Linked DNA regions of Homo sapiens: region 2 is linked to region 1. The links are chromatin contacts, found by Hi-C or POLR2A ChIA-PET in ENCODE. All regions are on one chromosome and are shown on one strand. The core of a region is the stretch at or near the end of the contact, and the rest is flanking DNA. Distances in the headings are between cores, read along the strand shown.

Region 1 (5,221 bases), core at 835-3,334:
CCTGCCTCAGACTCCTGAGTAGCTGGGACTACAGGCACACACCTCCACGCTTTGCTTTTTTTTTTTTTTTGTAGAGATGGGGGGGTCTCACTATGTTGTCCAAGCTGGCCTCGAACTCCTGGCCTTAAGCAATCCTCCCGCCTCAGCCTCCCAAAGCATTAGGTCTTTGTTGTTTTGTTTTTTGAGACGGAGTCTCACTCTGTCCCCCAGGCTGGAGTGCAGTGGCATGATCTCAGCTCACTGCAACCCCGGGTTCAAGCGATTCCCCTGCCTCAGCCTCCTGAGTAGCTGGGATTACAAGTGCATGCCACTACGCCCAGCTAATTTTTTCTATTTTTTTAGTAGAGACAGGGTTTCACCATGTTAGCCAGGCTGGTCTTGAACTCCTGACCTCAAGTAATCTGCCCACCTCAACTTCCCAAAGTGCTGGGATTACAGGCGTGAGCTACTGTGCCCGGCTTCCAAAGGATTAGGATTACTGAAGTGAGCCATTGCCACTGGCCTCTACAATCCTTTTGCAAAATGTGCTCCAGTCCAGCAAACACTTCCATATTTGATGGTTTTTCTCCATCCTGTAGGCATTTTACAGACAGGAGTTTTCAACTGGTCACAGGGGCAGAGCAAGCCTCAGGGCATCTGCACCCTTAGGTTGCTTTTGGAAGAATTAGGAAAAAAGCTCCCAGGCCGGGCTAGGTGGCTCACACCTGTAATCCCAGCACTTTGGGAGGCGGAGGTGGGTGAATCACCTGAGGTCAGGAGTTCGAAACCAGCCTGGCCAACATGGCGAAACCCCGTCTCTACTAAAAATACAAAAATTAACCCGAAATGGTATTGCTTGCCTGTAATCCCAGCTACTCGGGAGGCTGAGGCAGAAGAATCACTTGAACCCGGGAGGCAGAGGTTGCAGTGAGCCGAGATCGCACCACTGCACTCCAGCCTGGGTGACAGAGCGAGACTCCAACTCAAAAAAAAAAAAAAAAGAAAAAGAAAAAAAAAAAAAGGAACAAAATGCTCCTAACCCGGGCGAGTAGAGTACGGGCTGGATTTCTGGTCCCACCTGGGCCTGGAGCAGGGTCCAAGCCCTATGGGAATCCTGCAACATAGAAAAGACCAAAACTTGGGTCCAGGCTGGCCTTGGGCCCAGCATGGGATCTAGGACTCTGCTTTTCTGTTTATAAAAGGTGGGATTGTCCTACATCTTCCTGAAGCCCTTTTCTGGATAGGATGTCTCATGAATCTGTGATTCTAGCTACAACTTTTTTCTTTTTTTGAGATGGAGCCTCACCTTGTCATCCAGGCTGGAGGCCAGTGGCCTGATATTGGCTCACTGCACCCTCCGCCTCCTGAGTTCAAGTGATTGGCTTGCCTCAGCCCAGCCTGTAGTTGAGATTACAGGCACCTGCCACCACACTAGGCTAATTTTTGTATTTTTAGTAGAGACGAGGTTTCACCATGTTGGCCAGGCTGGTCTCGAACTCCTGACCTCAGGTGATCCGCCCACCTCGGCCTCCCAATCTAGCTACAACTTCTCACCCCAACTGACCCTTCCGCCCCTCCCAAAGCTTCTTACCTGGAAGAGACAGCGGGGCAGGTGGGGGCTGGAGGTTAAAGGGGAAGGAGGAGAATCCTGGGAAGCTCTGGTCAGTTTCTCACGGGAACGCAGCGCTTTGATCCAAAGAGCCCTGCACAAGGATCGGAAGACTCGCATTTGTCTGGCTTAACTTTCTCCAGCCTCAGTTTCCACTTCTGAATGGGACCATCGAGGGCAGTGTGGCGAGGATTCACCAACATCGTCCAGGTGAAATTGGCAGACACAGAATGGGCGCTCCGAAAGCATTCGCGGACCCGAAGAAGGTTTGGTTTCAAAGGTTCTAAGGTGTGTAGCGGGGGCCTGGGCGCGAGGTCTGGCTTTCGGGGTGTTAGGCTCCAGGGACCTCCTGCGGAGCTCGCACCCTAGCTCTGCCGCCACTGCCGCCTCCTCGGCCCCGGACCGCCGAGGGTTAACAAAAAAGCCCCACGCCCCCTTTGACGGCTTAGAGCCCACCTCGCCGAATTTGAAAAGGCGGCCCCGGAGAGGCGTGGGCGCCCCCCACACATTTCCAGCTCGCACCCGGGCTCCGACCGCTCGCCCCGCTCCTCTCGCTGTGCTCCCGGCCGGTGCCGCGGGTTCGGTCCGGGCGCCGGTGCGCTCCTGCCGGTCCTCGTGCCCGGGACTCCGGGTCCCCGCGGGCTGCTGCGCACGATGAAGCTGGCCCTGCTCCTGCCCTGGGCGTGTTGCTGCCTCTGCGGGTCGGCGCTGGCCACCGGCTTCCTCTATCCCTTCTCGGCCGCAGCTCTGCAGCAGCACGGCTACCCCGAGCCCGGCGCCGGCTCCCCTGGCAGCGGCTACGCGAGCCGCCGGTGAGTAGCTCGGGGCCGAGGGGCCGGGGGGTGGGGGGAGGGAGCGGACAGCGGGGGCCCTGGCCACTGGGTGGCTGGAGCGAGGCTTGGGGGCTGGAGAGCGGGGCGATCCGGGACTTGGGGGCGCAGGGCAGCGGGGACTGGGGGCTGCAGACACCGGGCAGCTGGAACGAGAGCTGGAGGGGGTTGGGGTGCGGGGCGATTCGGGCCTGGGGGCGCGGGGTGGCGGATGCCAGGGGCAGGGGACACGGGGCAACTGGGACGAAATGGCGGTGGCTGGGGGTTGGGGTCACGGGGGGAAAGACCGAAGGGCCTTGGGTGCAGGGCGATTGGGGGCTGGGGCGCGGGGCGGCGGGGGTTGGGGGCTGCAGACGGGGCAGCTGGAACGAGCGATGGAGGAGGCTGGGGGTTGGGGCCGCGGGGCTGCGGGGCTGCGGGGTTGCGGGGGCTGAAGGTTCGGGTCCGGCTCCGGGGCTGCGGTGGTCTCTGGCCGCGCCCACCCTGTCCCTTCCTTTCTTCGCTTCCCCAACCTTCGCCCCCTCGTTCCGGGCTCCGAGTAGAGGTGGTTCCGACCGCCGTGGCTGGGGCTGGGGCTCTGCCCGGGGCGTTCGGCCGCTCACGTGGCTCTGCCGCTCACCTGCGCGGCTGCGGCTTTGTGTCGCGGAGCAGGTTCTCGGGTGGCCAAGGCCTCGCGTCCCGGGCACCCCTCTCCTATCAGCGGCCCCAGGACACCAGAGGGGTCATTCCCGCCCAGTCTTTGGGGCTGAGGCCGCGGAGGATCCTCGGCTGCGACTCCCCAGCCACCCCGGGACGTGGAACCGGCTGGGATCGGGTGGCTCCGTGGCGGGGTTGGAGAGGGCGCAGGGTCACCGGGCCCGGGCGCCGGGACCCGCCAGGCGTCTCCTTCCTCTCGGCCGGCAGGTGGCGCCATGGCCACCCCCGGGACGCTCAGGGCTGCGGCTCCGGAGCCCGCATTTGAATTTCCCCAGAAAACCATAAGCATGCAAGTAAAAGTTGCCAAACGCCTCGTTTGCATAACTCGCTTGAATTTAGCTTTTCTCATTTAGTGATAACTACAACCTACACAGCTATGACAGCGCTCTGGAATGCACTACCTGTGTCTGTTCCCTCCGTCTCTTTTTTATATTTTAATTTTTTTTTTTTGCAGAGGCAGAATCTCAACTCTGTTGCCCAGGCTTGTCGCAAACTCCTGGGCTCAAGCGATCCTCCCGCCTTGGCCTCCCAATCTCCATTTCTTTTGATCCTTAACAACCCTAGGGTTAAAACATTAGAGTAGTATCTTTCCTTTAGCTGAAGAAACAGAGGCTCAGGATTTGCTAGGCCTAGGAGCCACTCAGGACTGACCTCTTGTGCTTTCTTTCTTTTTTTTTTTTTTTTAATATAGGGTCTTGCTTGCTCCCCAGGCTGGAATGCAGTGGTGCGATCATAGCTCACTGCAAACCTGATCTCCCAGGCTCAAGTGATCCCCCGACCTTGGCCTCCTGTGTAGCTGAGATCACAGGTGTACACCATCATGACTGGCTAATTTTTTGATTTTTTGTAGAGGTGGGATCTCACTGTGTTACACATGCTGGTCTCAAACTTCTGGCCTCAAGAGATCCTCCTGCCTCGGCCTCCCAAAATGCTGGGATTACAGGCGTGAGCCACCACGCCAGGCCCAGATCTGGTGTTTTCTAGCATACTGCTCTGCCTATCAAAGCTAAAAGACAGCTCCTAGTTCTTTTTTTCTCCTTGATATTTACCAAATCAGAGGACTCCAAGATGATTTCTGGCTAATTCCTTAATAACAAGGAGACAGGGATGTTTCATGCTGGGAAGAAATATACAGTCATGGCTGAATAGGGCGGGACCCAGAAAAGCATAAAAGTGCCTCTGGAAAAGTTTGTATGCAATCCTATTTCTCTCATTTTGTTTGGAAATACTTACCCGGGGCTTCTATGAGGAGCATTCTCCAAACACCCACGCTAGTGTGGCCTCTGCACAGTTCCATATGAGGATTGTCTAAAAAACAAGCTTTTCAAGTTACAGAATAATATATACAGCACGATTTCATTTATGAAAAGGAAAATCAGATCTACATCTAGGTAGATAAATGCCTGAAAAAAGTTTCTAGGAAACCATTTCAGCAGTTAATGTTATGAAGAAGTCTAGGGCTGGGCCAGGGGACTGTCCCATTTTCCCTCTGTCTGCTTGTGGCTTGTCTGAATGTTTTTCTGGTTTCTGTGTTTTTTTTGAGACAGAGTCTCGCTCTGTCTCCCAGGCTGGAGTGCAATGGTGCAATCTTGGCTTACTGCAACCTCTGCCTCCCAAGTTCAAGTGATTCTCCTGCCTCAGCCTCCCAAGTAGCTGGGATTACAGGTGCCCACCACTGCGCCTGGCTAATTTTTGTATTGTTGGCCAATAAAAAATGTAACGTTGGCCAGGCTGGTCTCAAACTCCTGGCCTCAAATGATCTGCCTGCCTCAGCCTCCCGAAGTGCTGGGATCACAGGCATGAGCCACTGTGCTTGGTCCCTAAGAGAACCTACTGGCCGGTACGGGGATTGAATGGATGTTTTGCAAGGAGCGTATATTCATGTAATACTTTTGTAATTAAAAGGTGTGGGAAGGAAAAAAAAAAAGGTGTTTGCAGCCTGAAATACGCCTGCAAAAAAGCAAGAGGTGAGGACCATGAAGAGCGGGAGCGAATGGGGACCTCATTCTGGCATTTGGTGGGTTGGAACTTGGGGACATCTGCAGAAACTTGGAAGGGATCATTTTAGCACAAACAAAAAGAGGCTCAAACAAGTGTGGAATCTTCC
Region 2 (5,221 bases), core at 1,976-4,475, 41 kb before region 1:
CAACAAAAGTAGGAAGTGGGTGATGGCTGGGCAGTCTTTTAAAATTGTTTTATTATTAATTTTGTTTTGAGACAGGGTCTCACTCTGTCACCCAGGCTGGAGTGCAGTGGCACGATCATAGCTCACTGCAGCCTCCAACTCCTGGCCTCAAACAATCCTTCTGCTTCAACCTAACATGTAGCTGAGACTACAGACACATGCCAACACACCTGGCTAATGTTTTATTTTTAGTTGAGACGGGGTCTCCCTATATTGCCCAGGCCTCAGGCGATCCTCCCGCTTTGACCTCCCAGAGCACTGGGATTAGAGGAATGAGCCTCCCTGCCGAGCCAGTTGGACACTCTGGGACACAGATTTGTCAGGGCTCACCTCACTCCTTGGGTTGGGCTGTATTCAGTGATGTCAGAAGATTCTGTCAGAAAGTTGGCCAAAACAGTTTTTCCACTCTGTGAAAATGAGTGCAAATAAAGGTCTTTGCTGAAAGGCAGAAAAGGAAACCAAAAAAATGACCCCAAGAGGTGGCCTGGAACCCGGTGTGGTGCAGTATAGGTCATGGGCACCCTGAGATCACTGGGGTGGTTACGACCTCACTGTCTTGCTCTAGTGCAGTGGGCACAGCCTGGTCTGGGGTCCAGGGAGCATGGGATTAAGGAGTTTTTATTTTTATTTTTTGAGACAGAGTTTCACTCTTGTTGCCCAGGCTGTGATCTAGGCTCACTGCAACCCCCGGGTTCAAACGATTCTCCTGCCTCAGCCTCCAGAGTAGTTGGGATTACAGGCGCCTGCCACCACGCCCGGCTTACTTTTGTATCTGTAGTAGAAATTGGGGTTTCACCATGTTACTCGGGCTGGTCTCGAACTCCTGACTTCAGGTGATCCACACACCTGGGCCTCCCAGAGTGCTGGGTTTATAGGGATGAGCCACTGTGCCCAGCCAAGGAGTTCTTTTAGGTCACAGAGAGGATCAAAGTCAGCCTGGGGACTCGTGGCTAGCTGTCTCATAATCTCACATGCAGCTGTTTGTCCATCTCGATTATATGAGTAATACACATTGCTTTTTTTTTTTTTTTTTTTTGAGACAAGGTCTTGCTCGGTTGCCCAGGCTGGAGTACAGCAATGTGATCATAGCTCACTGCAGCCTTGATCTGTAGGGCTCCAGTGATCCTCCTGCCTCAGCCTCCTGAGCCACCTGGGACTACAGGTGTGCATCACCATGCCCAGCTAATTTTTGTATTGCTTGTAGAGATGGGGTTTCCCTATGTTGCCCAGGCTGGTCTTGAATGCTTGAGCTCAAGTGGTCTCCCCACCTCAGCCTCCCAAAGTGCTGGCAGGTGTTAGCCACTGTGCCTGGCCTAAGACTTCTACAGGTTTTATTTTATTTTTTTTTTAGATGGAGTTTCGCTCTTGTTCCCCAGGCTGGAGTGCAATGGCGCGATCTTGGCTTATTGCAACCTCTGCCTCCCGGATTCAAGCAATTCTCCTGCCTCAGACTCCCGAGTCACTGGGATTACAGGCATGCACCACCAAGCCCAGCGAATTTTTGTATTTTTAGTACAGATGGGGTTTCACCATGTTACTCAGGCTGGACTCGAACTCCTGACCTCAGGTGATCCACCTGCATTGGCCTCCCAAAGTGCTGGGATTAGAAGCGTGAGCCTCCGCATCCGGCTGGGTTTTTTTTTTTTAATTATTATTAGTTTTTGAGACGGAGTCTCGCTCTGTCTCCCAGGCTGGAGTGCAGTGGCGCAGACTTGGCTCACTGCAAGCTCCACCTCCCGGGTTCACGCCTCAGCCTCCCGAGTAGCTGGGACTACAGGCACCCGCCACCACGCCCGGCTAATTTTTTGTATTTTTAGTAGAGACGGGGTTTCACCGTGTTAGCCAGGATGGTCTCGATCTCCTGACCTTGTGATATGCCTGCCTCGGCCTCCCAAAGTGCTGGGATTACAGGCGTGAGCCACCGCGCCCGGCCTTTTTTTTTTTTTTTTTTTTTTAAACGCATTTAGCCTTAGTCCATCTGAGCTTTATTTCTGTGGATGATGTGAAGTATACATGTAGATGTGATCCCCACTACCACGCCCCCAACACACACATTAATAGCCAATGGTTCCAGGACCATATAGTAAAACGCCCAGGACTCGAGCAAAGGCTCATGCCTGTAATCCCAGAACTTTGAGAGACTGAGGCGGGAGGACTGTTTGAGCCCAAGAGTTGGAGACCAGCCTAGGTGCTAGGCAACATAGCAAGATCCTGTCTCTACAAATAATTAACAAATTAAGGCCAGGCGCGGTGGCTCATCCCTATAATCCCAGCACTGTGGGAGGCCGAGGCTGGCGGATCACTTGAGGTCAGCAGAGACCAGCCTGGCCAACAAGGTGAAAACACACCTCTACAAAAAATACAAAAATTAGCCAGGGGTAATGGCGTGGGCCTGTAATCTCAGCTACTCAGGAGGCTGAGGCAGGAGAATCGCTTGAACCCGGGAGGCGGAGTTTGCACTGAGCCAAGATCATGCCACTGCACTCCAGCCTGGGTGACAGGGCGAGACTCTGTCTCAAAAAAACAAAACAAAACAAAAACAACAAATTTAGTCGGGCGTGGTGGTGCACGCCTGTAGTCCCAGGTACTCAGGAGGCTGAGGCAGGAGGACTGCTTGAGCCCAGGGAAGTCGAGGCTGCAGTGAGCTATGATCACACCACTGCACTCCAGCCTGGACGACACAGCGACAACCTGTCTCAAACAAAAGTCCAGACCCACAGACGCATTCATTAGGGGGATCCCGGGGGCAAAAGAAAGAGTCACGAAACCTAGGCTATGGTTCCAATGATGCCACTCAGTACCTTGGGCCTTCGGGGCTCATTAACACCGGGCTCGCCTCCACTACCTCCTCCGGGCAGTGGTTGGAATCAAGGTCTGAAAGCACCGAGTTCACGGAAAGGGCAGGGGCGCCAGTCGGGATGGGCGCGGTGGGCCCGGGTTCCCGCCTCCGGGAGCAAGCCGCAGATCAGACGGGTGGGGACCTGCGCTCGCCCAGGCCCCGAGGCCTGCTCCCCGCTCCCTCTGCCGCGCCGGGCCAGGACTTACCTCGCAAGGCCCCACGAAGAGGATCTTGGCTTTCAGCATAGTTGTCCGCCGCGGCTTAGCCGGCCGGAGCCCACGGGAGGCGGCGCGTCAGGACGGAGCTCTACTTGGCCGCTTTCGTTTCCATGGCGACGGAGAGAGGCCCGCAGGGCCGACGGGACTCGGCCACTTCCGGCGCGCGGGGCGGAAAGCGGGCGCGTCTGCGACTGGGAGGGGGTCGGAGAGAAGCCACAAAGCCCGGGCTGCAGACGCGGTTCTGCAGGGTTGGCCTGTATTTCTTTTAGAGACAGGGTCTCACTCTGTCGCCCAGGCTGGAGCGCAGTGGCGCGATCTCGGGTCACTGCAACCTCCAACTTTTGGGCTCAAACGATCTTTCTGCCTCAGCCTCCCGAGTAGCTGGCACTACAGGCATGTGCCATCACGTCCGACTAATTTTTAAAATTTTTTTATTTGTAAGACTGGGTTTTGCTATGTTGCCCAGGCTGTTTTCGAACTCCTGGGCTGAAATGATCCTCCCATCTCCACCTCCCAAAATTCTGGGACTGCAGGCCCGTTCCACCAGTCTCGGTAGAGACGCGGAAAGCAAGACTCCAGGAGGGGGCGGAATGGCCGTTTCCAAACCTTTGTTTCTCCCAATAATCCCGAGAGCTCAGACAGGCCATACAAGTGCCAAGCTGGCCTTGGAACCAGGCCTTGACTCCTTTATCACTGTGGCATGATATCACTGTGGCCGTCCACCTGGGAGCCGATTTATCACTGCCGTGGCACAGCTCAGAAAAAATCAGGTGAAAGTCTGGTTTCTGTAAAAGGATTCACCACTCACTATCATTCGTCTGACCTAGGAGAAACCAAAGAGATGATGACTGGAATCGTTTAGTCAGTGCAGGTGTCTAGAAACATTGCTGCTAAATTCAATCAGTTAGGTCAGTCTGAAAATACAGAGTCAAGTCAGAATTTTGGATAAGCCATGATATTAAATGTCTATGTGCCGAGAGTGCCGGTACAAAATATGCTAGCCCATAAAAGGGCTGAAATGACAAAAATTTCTAGTCAACCCCGTATCAAATCTTTAACCTTCGGTAACATAGTTACATAGTCTTTGTATTGAAAAGAACTACTTGGCTGGCCGCGGTGGCCCAGGCCTGTAATCCCAGCACTTTGGGAGGCCGAGGCAGGTGGATCACTTGAGGTTCTGCACAGTCCCTTCGTCCTGGTAGATTCTAGGCCAGATGGGGAGACCACCCTGCAGAGTGCCGCTTGTCAAGTGTTTTCCCATGCACATTCCCATGCACAGGTTTTTTTTTATTATTATTTTTATTTTTATTTTATTTTATTTATTTTATTTTTTGAGATGGAGTCTAGCTCTGTCGCCCAGGCTGGAGTGCAGTGGTGTGATCTCGGCTCACTGCAAACTCCACCTCCCGGGTTCAAGTGATTCTCCTGCCTCAGCCTCCTGAGTAGCTGGGATTACAGGCACATGCCATCACATGCAGCTAATTTTTGTGTTTTTAGTAGAGACGGGGTTTTGTCATGTTGGCTGGGTTGGTCTTGAACCCCTGACCTCAAGTCCTTTCTGATCTGCCCGCCTCAGCCTCTGAAAGTGCCGGAATTACAGGCCTGAGCCACTGATCCCACCCCCATGTACAGTTTAATTTTCATTTGCAAATGGAGCTATTACAGTAAGGCGAAGTGATGAGTATCCTAAATTGATGTCAGGGAGGAGGCGGGAACCATGGGCTTTCAGCAGCTCCAGTTCTCCTTTCTTTTCTTTTTTTCTGTTTTTTTTTTTTTTTGAGATGGAGACTTGCTCTGTCGCCCATGCTGGAGTGCAGTGGCGAGATCTCGGCTCACTGCAACCTCTGCCTCCTCGGTTCAAGTGATTATCCTGCCTCAGCCTCCCGAGTAGCTGGGATTACAGGCGCATACCACCATGCCTGGCTAATTTTTGTATTTTTAGTAGCAACAGGGCTTCACCATGTTGGCCAGGCTGGTGTCAAACTCCTGACCTCATGGTATCCGCCCGCCTTGGCCTCCTAAAGTGCTGGGATCACAGTGTGAGCCGCCGCGCCCAGCCCGGTTCTCCTTTCTATGTGTAAAGATGCCATTTCCCCTCTATGTACAGTAATGGTTGTGCCTCTTG

The links. Hi-C counts contacts between places; a loop is a spot of excess contacts on that map. ChIA-PET counts read pairs that join two places held with the same protein, here RNA polymerase II (POLR2A). Pooled maps may share reads with other maps.
Region 2: a map of posterior cingulate gyrus shows a loop between it and region 1 (9-fold over the local background). The contact joins the promoter of IFT22 here to the promoter of COL26A1 in region 1. A Hi-C loop is called at or near these places in 2 of 168 maps with a recorded cell type or tissue (Caco-2 and posterior cingulate gyrus) and 6 of 50 pooled maps. POLR2A ChIA-PET finds 5 or more read pairs at or near these places in 14 of 52 experiments (A549, BJ, Caco-2 and 9 more).

Annotation. Positions count from the first base shown.
Region 1 is chr7:101,360,791-101,366,011 of GRCh38, forward strand. COL26A1 (collagen type XXVI alpha 1 chain) reads left to right here and starts at 2,085. Exons shown (of 13, transcript NM_001278563.3): 1 at 2,085-2,400. The coding sequence starts at 2,243. RefSeq lists a silencer at 3,219-3,458.
Region 2 is chr7:101,318,587-101,323,807 of GRCh38, forward strand. IFT22 (intraflagellar transport 22) reads right to left here and starts at 3,226. Exons shown (of 5, transcript NM_022777.4): 1 at 3,085-3,226; 2 at 370-446. The coding sequence starts at 3,123. RefSeq lists a silencer at 2,949-3,068.